Regions from separate parts of the Homo sapiens genome. Here regions 1 and 2 are each linked to region 3. Evidence: chromatin contacts called from ENCODE Hi-C or POLR2A ChIA-PET data. All regions are on one chromosome and are shown on one strand. The core of a region is the stretch at or near the end of the contact, and the rest is flanking DNA. Distances in the headings are between cores, read along the strand shown. Region 1 has its middle 48 kb from the start of INTS6-AS1. Region 2 overlaps WDFY2 (WD repeat and FYVE domain containing 2). Region 3 has its middle 9.8 kb from the start of MIR4703.

Region 1 (3,691 bases), core at 1,052-3,551, 61 kb before region 3:
TATGAAGGGTAAGACAGAGTGATCAGTCAGGGTGCCTGTATTAGTTTTCTATTGCTGTGTAACAAGTTACTCCAAATGTAGCAACTTCAAACAACATCTATTATCTCACACAGTGTCTTCAAAGGTCAAGAAACTGGGAGCAGCTTACCTAGTTCTGGCTCAGTCTTTCAAGAGGTTGCAGTCAGCCTGTTGGCAGGTGTTGTAGTCATCTAAGTTCGGACTAGGGTTGGAGGAGCTGCTTTCAGTCTCGCTCACATGGTTGTTGCAGACCTTAGTTCCTTACCATGTGGGTCTCTCCATGGGACTGCTTGACACAGAAGCTGGCTTCCCCAAAGTGAGAATTCCAGAGAGACTCTGAGACAGGGAGGTGGTGGTAGGGAATGGGGAGAGAGAGGGGGTGAGGAGATAGAGAGAGAGAGAGAGAGAGAGAATGTGAACAAGAAGGAAGCTGCAGTGATTTTTAGGATCTAATCTCAGAAGTAACGCATCATCACTTCTGCCATATTCTACTGGTCACATTGACCAAGTCTGATACATTATGGGAGAGGACTACACAAGTTCATGAGTACCAGGAAAGATATCACTAGGGGCCACCTTGGAGGCTAGTTACCACCACCATGTGATGGCACTTTCAAATTAGGGTAATTTGTGAAATTTCTCATGCACACGTGAGTGGATGTGTATGAACAGTTTGTTTTCTTACAAAGGGACAATTTACAAAGATATGTGCAGGGATTAGGCAGACCACAAAGGGATCATGCAAGTTCCTAGAGCTCGAAGGAGAAAGAATTGTGGAGTGCAGGGCCACCTTGAGAGGAGTCATGCTGGGAGACACACACACAGCTATGTGCTGGAGCCACCTCATAGGACACATGAGAGCTGACTGCATCTTTTCCCAACTTGTATTCAATGATGTCACACTGGTAGCCTAAAATCGGTCATGGTGGGAATACGGTACCATGGTAATCAGCAAATACTGTAAACCAGAACTTTTTTTTTTTTTTTTGCAGAAAGCCAGTTAAACATTTACTAGCACACCACTAGGCATAGACAGACTGAAGCAACCTCTTAAGGTGGTAGCTAAGAGAACTCACACCCAGACCCTACTCTCTCAAGGCAGAGGGAGGACGAAACTCAACCAGGAAGCCAGAGAACACAGGAGCCACTCTACATGCTCTACACAAACCATCCCCTGGAAAAGATAGCAGGGTACAGACTAGAACCGCATAGTAAGGCTACCTATCATGAATGCACTCCTGCCTGGGTGACAGAATGGCTCTCCAGTGTCTTCTTCAAGCAAGTGTGTCGACAGTGATTCAAGTAACTGAAAGAGAAACCAACAAAGTATCATTTGTCGCAATATCTCAATTATTCTCTTTTAACCATCCTTATCACTCTTGATTTTCCACATCAGTGGGGGGAACTTTGGCAGACAATTGAAAATATCACGTTTTCCGGTCAGGTCAGTGAATGAGTTTTGCTTTGTTTTGGTTTTTATAAACAATGGAAACTGACCCTGGCTAAGTTAAGAGAGAAGAGAAAGATGTGGGACAGCTCCCAGAATGAAAAAACAACCTGAAGAGTGAGACTCAGAAAGAGCAGCCCTGGGGTAGAAAGTGGTTGATGATCTCTTCAGAGCATCATTGTTGAAATCCTGGTCCTTTTTTTTTTTTTTTTTTTTTTTTTTTTTACACAGTCCTTGACTTACCCTGCTCAAGATACACTAGTCTAGAATAAAATTTGATTGGCCAACTCTCTTGGCAAGAAGCAAGTTTCCTTAACTAGCAGTCCCACTGGGACTGCCACAGTGAGGAGCCATTAGTTCCCAACAAGCAACTCACAGTGCTCTTAGAAAGAGGAACAGGAGCTGGGAAGCCAAGGAGCAGCAAACGTCCTCAACAATCTGGGACACGACCTTGCTCCAAGGTCCCTCCTAAGTTGCAGGTGGAGGGGAGCAACATTCAGACCAGTAAACTGGAAGTAATTGAGAATTAGTTGTTCTTTTAAAATCTTCAGGCATAATGTCAATAATTCAGAATGCCATAGAATCTGACATTAGAAGAGTTAATGTTTAAAAATCAAAGGTATTAACTAAACATTGGAACTAAAATAAATAGGAAACTGGAAGAAAAGCTGAAATGTGCTCCTGTATAAAAGGAAAATCAAAGCCACTGTTGTGCCATATCTGATGACCACATAAGTATGTAAGCATTGTGAGTTTGTATGAGACTTTCTGGTACACATTGGTTGTAAATATGAGGTCAGAGAAAATTCTTGGCTTCGGCAGGACACAGTGGCTCAAGCCTAGGAGGCCAAGGTGGGCGGATCACATGAGGTCAGGAGTTCGAGACCAGCCCAGCCAACATGGTGAAACCCCGTCTCTACTAAAAAAACAAAAATTAGCCAGGCATGGTGGTGCATGCCTGTAATCCCAGCTACTCAGGAGGCTGAGGTATGAGAATCGCTTGAACCCGGGAGGCGGAGGTTGCAGTGAGTCGAGATTGCACCACTGCACTCCAGCCTGGGTGACAGAGTGAGGCTCTGAGAAAGAAGGAAAGGAAGGAAGGAAAGGAAGGAAGGAAGGAAGGAAGGAAGGAAGGAAGGAAGGAAGGAAGGAAGGAAGGAAGGAAGGAAGGAAATTCTTGGCCTTTAGGGCTGTGGGTCCCCCTGGTCTGCATTGTTCTGCTCTCTCCACTCCTCCAAGCCCTGCTGTCCTTCAAGACTCAGCCCACATGTTTTCCCTCTGAGTCTTCCTGGACCAAATCCAGCCCAATCCATGATTAGTGTTTGTCATCTATGCCTTGTACTTGGCACTTTTCAAATGTCCCCTTAGCTTGTTACACACATCTTAGGTATGAGTCCTGATCTTCATTTAAGGTTCAAGAATATTGGAGGCAGGATCTCTGTCTGACAATGATAAGTTGGCTGTTGGAGGTTTACTACAACTTTATAAAAACTTGATCTTTCTTTCTTTTTCTAGTTCCTCTTCTTCCTAACCTCAAAAATATGAACCTTCACAAACGCTTGCCCTTCTTCTCTCTTTTTTCTACCTCACAATGTTATGTGTTAAAGATTGATTAATGAGAGTATACATATGAAAGCCCAGGAAGGACTTAGGTGCAGATGTTTTAATTTTGTATGATGCCCTTCCCACTACAAGGTCCCCCAAGCACATGCACATCCCTGTAATGCTTACTAATATTGATAGTATTTGCCTCATGCTACATGTACTTTCTCAATGATCTCATCTACTTGGGTAGTTTCACTGTGATCTTTTAGGGGACAACTCCCCTTCTGCCTCCAGCTGACTCATCTCCCAGCCCCAGGCCTGTATTTCTGATCAGTTGTTCTGTATCCATCTCAGACTCAGCACATCCTGAATTGAACTTATCCTTCCATACAAGCCTAGTCCTTTTCTTCATGGAAGCACTGGATCTCAAGTCATAACTGTGCTAGATGTGAGTCATACTTGAAGTCTCAGAAACATTTCAGCTCCAGAATCCCCCTCTCACCCTCCCCTACCCAATATTGGTTGCCAAATCCTGGTTGAGCCTCCCAGTCTTCCTAACGTTCTATTTTTTCTGTATTCCCATGTCCGACCTTCATTAAATTTCAACTCCGCTCCCCCACAACCATAGATCCAAGCTTTTAGGCCTCCTGGTGTTACATGTCAACAAGCTATCCACAATTT
Region 2 (3,574 bases), core at 333-2,832, 52 kb after region 3:
TGTAGTCCCAGCTACCCGGAAGGCTGAGGTGGGAGGATCACTTAAGCCCAGGAGTTTGAGGCTGTAGTGTGTGATCATCATGCCTGTGCATAGCCACTGCACTCCAGCCTGGGTGACATAATGAGACCCTGTCTCTAAAAAATAAAAAAAAAGAAGCTGCAAAGATGACAAAGCTCCAGTCTCCTGGAGCTTACAGCATATGCCCCCCATCTCCCCTTCTTTCCCAAGCTGAAATGACTGCCATCCTGGAGAGGACCTCTGTCGAGGGCTCAATCTGCTCCTCTTGCGGGGCTTTTGCTCATTCTTCGGTTCTGAGAGGCTGGCTAGCTAAAGTGAGGACTAAAACAGGACTACATTTTGAGATTGTTCTTTCCAGTAGTAGAGTGGTTAAATAGTTCCATCAGCTTGTGCATTTCCTTCCTTATCTAGTGAAATACTTTGAAGAACATGATTTTGGACAGTGGTGGGTCTTTCCCTGGGCACATTCTGTAATATTTTCTTAATTCTTCATTTCAAGCTACAAGTGAGCCCAAATTCTTGGGAATGGATTAATGACAAAAATACATACTCAGTCTTGTATAATTGTTAAGAATTCCTTCTTAGCTGTGATTTTTTTTTTCGTGGAAAAGTCTTAGATGCCTAAATTTTATGTCACAGCTAAAACAAGCCATGTGGTGTGCTGATAAGGGTAATTTAACACCAAGTTAGCACAGGTGACACCATATGTTGCTGATTACTGACTTCTCCTTAAGGGTGTTCTTGAATTTTGTACTTGAAGTGTTTAATGATTTGATTTCTCCTTTTAAAATTAAGTATGTCTGTGAATAAGGCCAGGCGTCCCATGTAATCATGCCTGTAATCCCAGCACTTTGGGAGGCTGAGGCGAGTGGATCATGAGGTCAGGAGTTTGAGACCAGCCTGGCTAACATAGTGAAACCCCGTTTCTACTAAAAATACAAAAAATTAGCTGGGCCTGGTGGTGGGCGCCTGTAATCCCAACTACTTGGGAGGCTGAGGCAGGAGAATCGCTTGAACCTGGGAGGCAGAGGTTGCAGTGAGCCAAGATCGTGCCACTGCACCCCAGCCTGGGCGACAGTGCGAGACTCGGTCTCCAAAAAAAAAAAAAAAAAAAAAAAAGTGTATCTGTGAATAGAGAACTTGCCTTTCAAACCAGCATAGCTGTTCTTCAAGGGATTATCTCAAGCTATGAAAATGAAAGGGTTGTTTTAAAATTTATATGAAGATGTTGAGTGAACCCTGATATATAGTTTAGATTCTAGATTTTGCTGCAACGAACAGAAAACCTGACTCATTCACAATGTCTTAAACAAGTAAACGGTTATTTTCCTTTTATACCAAGAAGTCCAGAGGTGGGCATTCTAGGGTTGGTCAGTGGCTCAGAGATGCTATCAGAGACCCATGGTGCTGCTGCCTTTCCATTCAGCCATCCTTAGTGATCTTGTCCCTTTGAAGCCTCACGATGGCTGCTCTCCAGTCAGCATTGCATCTGCTTTCCAGGCAGGAAGGAGGAGAAGGGCAGATGGCAAAAGGCACGTACCAGCTGTGCCTGTTCTCTTTCAAAGAGCTTCCTGGAAGCTCAGTTCAGTGACTTCCGCTTACATGTCATTAACCAAAACTGTGTCACATTGCCACCCGTAGCTGGAGACAAGGCTGGGAAATGTAGTTTTGGCCGGGCACGTTGTCACCCTGAACACAATTGGAATTCTGTTGGAAAATATTTTAAAAAGAATTATGTGTCTGTTGTCTCTAAACTAATGGGACTCAGGAGGAATGAAATAAATGAACATTTATTGAAAATCTACACTGGGTGTTTTGCTGGGTTCTTTGAGTGCCTTAGCACTCTGAGAGATCATATACACATTGATGTAAAAGAATAAAGTAAGCTCAGAGTGCACATAAAGAGGTAAAAACACGGGGTTAATTGTATCCTTTGTGGGTGTGTTCTCTCAATTGATTTATTAAGCTTGGAATTAGTTTAAAAACTATCTTGAAACCCAGAAATTATAATGGGAAATTGTGACTAATTTAACCATATTCATATGTTGAAAGCCAGCATTCATAAATGAAGAGTTAGAGAGGATATTTGCAACACAAGTTGAAAAGTCTTAGTATTCATAATAGATTAAAAGCCTCAAATAATATAAAAAAGCTAACCCTATTAAAAAATAAAAAATATGGACAGGTAGATATTTCTCCAAAGACAACATACAGATAGTAAAAAATAAAGTTGGAAACAAATAATTAAATCAGTGCAAATTAAAAAAAAAACACTGAAACATCATTTTTTGATTCCCAGATTGGTAAATATTTTTTAAAATAGATAATAAGGATCTAAGGAGAAAAGGCACTTTTCATATATTTTGATAGTACTGTTGATACCATCACTTTGAAGAACAGTTTGGCAGTACCTGTCGATGTGAAATATACACACCCTTTGATTGTTTAACAAAGGCCGTTTAAACAGGCCCACTTATTGGGACAAATTTTACTTCTTGGGATAAATCATGCATTGCAATTAAATAAAAATGTGGAATAAGCTGAAATGTCCATCAGTAGGGACATGGTTAAATAAATTATGTTATGACCATACAATACAATTATTAACTAGAAAGCTGTTAAGTAACGACTTTGCAAAGTAATATGTATACTCTTTTTGTGACACCATGTCTCTTTCTTTTAAAAAAAATCTATGTATGCATATAAAGGAATCAAGGTAAGAGATTTGGTTATTTTTTACTTTTTATACTTAGGGGTTTGAATTTTTTGCTAGGTGAATTATTCTGTGTGTGTGTTTTGCAAGGATGGATTTCTATTTTTTAACCAGTAATGACTTTTTAAAAAGCAGAATATTCGAAAATAAAAGAACAGGCCACATGTGGTGGTTTTTGCCTGTAATCCCAGCTCTTTGGGAGGCCCAGGCAGGAGGATCACTTGAGCCCAGAAGTTCGGGACCAGCCTAATCAACATAGTGAGACCTCATCTTTATAAAGACATTAGTCGAGCTCAGTAGTGCATGTTCCTAGTCCCAGCTACTGGGCGGACTGAGGTGGGGGGATTGCTTGAACCCAGGAGGTCGAGGCTGCAGTGAATTGTGATTGTATCACTGCGCTCCAGCCTGGGCAACAGAATAAGACCCTGTCTCAATGTGAATAAATAAGATACTGTATAAATTCATGATTCTCATAATGCCAAAATTCAGATAGCGATTTTTATGACTTGTTTTCTGGGAGAGGTTGGGGAGCAAATGATATGGCGGGGAGAAAGTCTGGAATAATGAACAATCTGAATTCTAGAATATTGGAAAAGAAATGCTGTCTTCTTTTTTTCAATTACCTAGTACTCACCTGCATCAGTCAGGATAGGCTAGGTTAAATTGCAATAACAGGTAACTCTTAAATCTCAGAGGCTTTTAACCCAAAGATTTATTTCTCACTCATGGTCGTTGATTCTTGAGAGTTCTGTGTGATAGGCTAACTGAGGCTCTACCAACTTGAGCATTTCCACTCACCATGATAGGGGAAAAGATTTGGCAGGTCCTGCACTGGCTTTTAAA
Region 3 (3,487 bases), core at 332-2,831:
CCCTGGAAGGAAAGATGCATGTTTTAGAAGCCCATGGAATTTTTCCAGAATTTAATGTAGGAGATCAAAGTTTGGGTTATACTAATTGGGCTATCAATTATATCTTGGTCTCTTTCTGTTTCTGCTTAGGACTTCCAGTTTATTCTATACTGCATCCGAGCTCTTTTTATTTATTTGTGGATGCCGTCTTTTTTTCTCATTGTTTTAGAGTTTTTTGTTTGTTGGTTTTAGCCCTTTTTCCCTAGAGACAGAATGGCAGTTGGAGGGAAAGAATAACATTAGGTCCTTTGGCACAAAAGCCCTTTTCCCTAGGTGTGTGCTGCTCTTGAGGGAAATTAATCTGATCCCAACCAATTTAACTCAAGGGAAGGCATCTTTGATAACAAACATTTGCCCTGATCTCTTTGGCTTCCAGTATTAACTGCCGAGTAAATTCTATTGGATAGGAGAAATATGGGTATGTGACTCTTCTCTGCTCCATTTCACTGGAAACTGCTGTGCAAAGCTAGTAAGAGTCAATCAGTCTTTCTACTGACTTGTCATTACTGAGCTCCCTTTTCGTGCCTTGCACAGTGCTTGATTCTTGGGGCAGTACAACAGGAGAGGAAAGGTGAGTCTTTTCTTAGAAAGGGCTTACAAGATGGAGTGTGAGTTTGGGAAATGCTTTTCCTAAAACCATGTCTGTGAGACCTAAGCATACACAACAACAGCTGGTTCATCTATAGAATGGTTATACTGTGTTAACCCTTGATGCTTATAAAAAGTTTTTTAACGTGTCATCAGATATATCCAAGGAATTTCAGATGTCATTCTGCCAGGACTCCTCCAGTGACCACATTAGAATTTTGGTCATTAACCATTGACCTTTAATCACAGTCCTTGAGGATAAAGATGATCTCATTCTTTGTTAACAGAATCATTTATCTTCCTCATGTGTATAATTTTAGGGGTATATTAAACCAAAAGCAGGCACTAGATGGAAACTATGTTATCCCCAAAAGTTCTAGAAAGATACAAATTGTCCATTCCTTTGTAAAGCAACTTTAGTTATACATGAGAGTTTGGGACAGACTCTTCCAAATGAGTAAATCATTTTGCCTAAATGGCAATATATCTCATATCTCATTGTGCCCCCCATTTTGCTATTTCATATGGCAATCTTCATTCTCCATAGATCTCATTTAATTCCTTTACACATTCTGTTAAACATTATTTGATGCAGAAGACTCATAGCAGATCTGACCACACAGTTATGCTCTAGAACTTTGACACAAACATGGCCTTTAATTTTAAAGCAAATGCTTGTCATGCTAACTCCTCTTTTCTACTTGCTCATTGTGCCCTAGAGCCAGTGGCCCTCTAATGATAAACTCAGCATGTGAGCCACGTTGAGCTCTGCCCTTGACTGTACAAGAGAGTTAATTATATCGAGCACCCAGCTCACTCCCTGGCACGAGGCAGGCTCTGAACAAATATTTTCTGGAAGAATGAATGATTTCAGACCCTCGAATGACAAACTGAGGAAGAGCTGAGGTTTTCATTCGTGGTTTCAGTTAATATTTTTTGAGAGAAACCTTGTTCTAAGAATAGCAGACCCAATTCCTCTTAACCAGATGCACTTGGGATTCCCCTGCTCTCGGTCTCCTAAGGAACAGACCTCACCAGCCACAGTCCTTGTCTCTGACTTTAGCCCAGTTCAGGACTAGTGTATGGGTGGGTCTGTGGTGGCATGGAAGTTATTAGTAAAGAGAAAGCAAAGAAGGAACAGAAACATAAGCTCCCTTCCTTCCGTCTTTTTGTCACTATTTTACTCTATCACCACTTCCCTAGATTGGTTCCCACTCCCACTTCATCCTACCTTACTCTCCTCGTTCCTCTGCAGAAAATTCCAGGAGAGCAGGTTTTCCTCTGAAATTTAGATAAACCTCTCATTCACTGCTGGTGGGAATGCACAATGGTACAGCCACTTTGGACGCAGTTTGGCAGTTCCTTATAAAACTAAACATACTCTTACCTATGGTCCAGCAATCACACTCCTTGGTATTTACCCAAATGAGTAGAAAACATACGTCCACCACACAAAGACCTGTATACAGATGTTTAGAGTGGCTTGATTCATAGATGCCAAAATTTGGAAGCAACCAAGATGTCCTTCAATAGATGAATGGATAAATAAACTATGGTACGTCCAGGCGATGGAATATTATTCAGTGCTAAAAATAAATGAGCCATCAAGCCATGAAAAACATGGAGGAAGCTTAAATCCATATTACTAAGTGAAAGAAGCAAATCTGAAAAGGCTCTATATGGTGTGATTTCAACTGTATGGAATTCTGGAAGAGGCAAAACTATGGAGACAATTAAAAAAAAAATCTGACTGGGCATGGTGGCTCACACCTGTAATCCCAACACTTTGGGAGGCCAAGACAGGAGGATTGCTTGAGCCCAAAAATTCGAAACCAACCTTGGCAATATAGCAAAAACCCCATTTCTATTAAAAAATAAAAATAAAAACAGAAAAAGATAAAAAGAAAAATAATCAGTGATTGCCAGAGGTTGTGGAGAGAAGGGGGTGAATAGATGGAACACAGAGGATTTTTAGGACAGTGAAACTACTCTGTATGATACTACAGTGGTGAATACATGTCATTATACACTTGTCCAAACCCATAGAATGTACAAAACCAAGAGTGGATCTTAATGTAAACTACAAACTTTGGATGATAATGGTTCATTGATTAACAAATGTACCACTGTGGTGGGGGGGGTGTTGACAGTGTGCTTGGGGAGTGTGCAGGAGGTGGCACATGGCAACTCTGCACTTTCTGCTGTGAACCTAAATCTGTTCTTAAAATATAAAGTCCATTAAAAAGGATAGATAAGCCTTAATTTAGCCCTTTATGTATAGGAAAACCTATTGTTAGCACACACTTGCCTAGTTTAAAGAGGAGTGGAGAAGACTGGAAAGGTGGAGAAAGTGTAGAGGGAAGCCTTGCAAAAACCTTAGGCGGCTTCCAACACAGGTGAGTAGGGGGAAAGCTGCAGCCTGTGTTGTGTTACTCCTTGGTCTATGGAAAAGAGAAACTTACTGCCAATAGTGGAAAGGCAAGTAGGCTGGCTGGTCCCTCATACTGGGAAATAAAAGGAAATAAGAGATGTATCCCGTGGTTGGAGGCCTTGCCCTCCATATTGCTGGTCATTCTTCCTGCACACTTCCACTGGATTCCCAGGTCCACAGTTTCCACATTAGACGAAGCATGGAGATGAAGCCATTTGCATTAGAATAATCTGGAAATACTTTATAAAAATTCAGGTTCTCAGGCCAAGCTCCTGCAAAACCAAATTCAGTCATTTGGGAGAGGGTCCAGGAGTCTGTATTTTCAAAAACTTCCCAGGAATTCTGGTGTGCAGCCAGGCATCAGAACCACAAAATCTTATTGCTGAAGGAGTTACATGCCTGCTGCCAGCGAACCAGGAAAGGAAGAGG

What was found. A loop is a pair of places that touch in the nucleus more often than their neighbours do. ChIA-PET counts read pairs that join two places held with the same protein, here RNA polymerase II (POLR2A). Pooled maps may share reads with other maps.
Region 1: a loop to region 3 is called in a map of pancreas, with 4 times the contacts of the local background. The contact joins two enhancer-like sites. A Hi-C loop is called at or near these places in 6 of 168 maps with a recorded cell type or tissue (CD14-positive monocyte, CD4-positive, alpha-beta T cell, PC-9 and 2 more), 14 of 37 single-sample maps with no recorded cell type and 5 of 50 pooled maps. POLR2A ChIA-PET finds 5 or more read pairs at or near these places in 3 of 52 experiments (MCF 10A, Panc1 and naive thymus-derived CD8-positive, alpha-beta T cell).
Region 2: a pooled map shows a loop between it and region 3 (2.3-fold over the local background). The contact joins two enhancer-like sites. A Hi-C loop is called at or near these places in 3 of 168 maps with a recorded cell type or tissue (Caco-2, gastrocnemius medialis and psoas muscle) and 2 of 50 pooled maps. POLR2A ChIA-PET finds 5 or more read pairs at or near these places in 1 of 52 experiments (activated T-cell).

Annotation. Positions count from the first base shown.
Region 1 is chr13:51,499,095-51,502,785 of GRCh38, forward strand. No RefSeq gene overlaps it. Among named protein-coding and RNA genes, the nearest start is that of INTS6-AS1, 48 kb to the left of the region's middle. RefSeq lists an enhancer at 3,406-3,555. Within about 2 kb of position 2,302, at least 3 of the 41 ENCODE cell types and tissues checked have a DNase peak (open chromatin) inside an H3K27ac peak, as active enhancers do; they include CD14-positive monocyte, where a contact is called at or near this core.
Region 2 is chr13:51,613,074-51,616,647 of GRCh38, forward strand. All of the region lies in intron 1 of WDFY2 (WD repeat and FYVE domain containing 2), which reads left to right. Among named protein-coding and RNA genes, the nearest start is that of WDFY2, 30 kb to the left of the region's middle. RefSeq lists enhancers at 1,313-1,372, 1,403-1,492. Within about 2 kb of position 1,583, at least 16 of the 41 ENCODE cell types and tissues checked have a DNase peak (open chromatin) inside an H3K27ac peak, as active enhancers do.
Region 3 is chr13:51,560,695-51,564,181 of GRCh38, forward strand. No RefSeq gene overlaps it. Among named protein-coding and RNA genes, the nearest start is that of MIR4703, 9.8 kb to the left of the region's middle. Within about 2 kb of position 1,582, at least 3 of the 41 ENCODE cell types and tissues checked have a DNase peak (open chromatin) inside an H3K27ac peak, as active enhancers do; they include CD14-positive monocyte, where a contact is called at or near this core.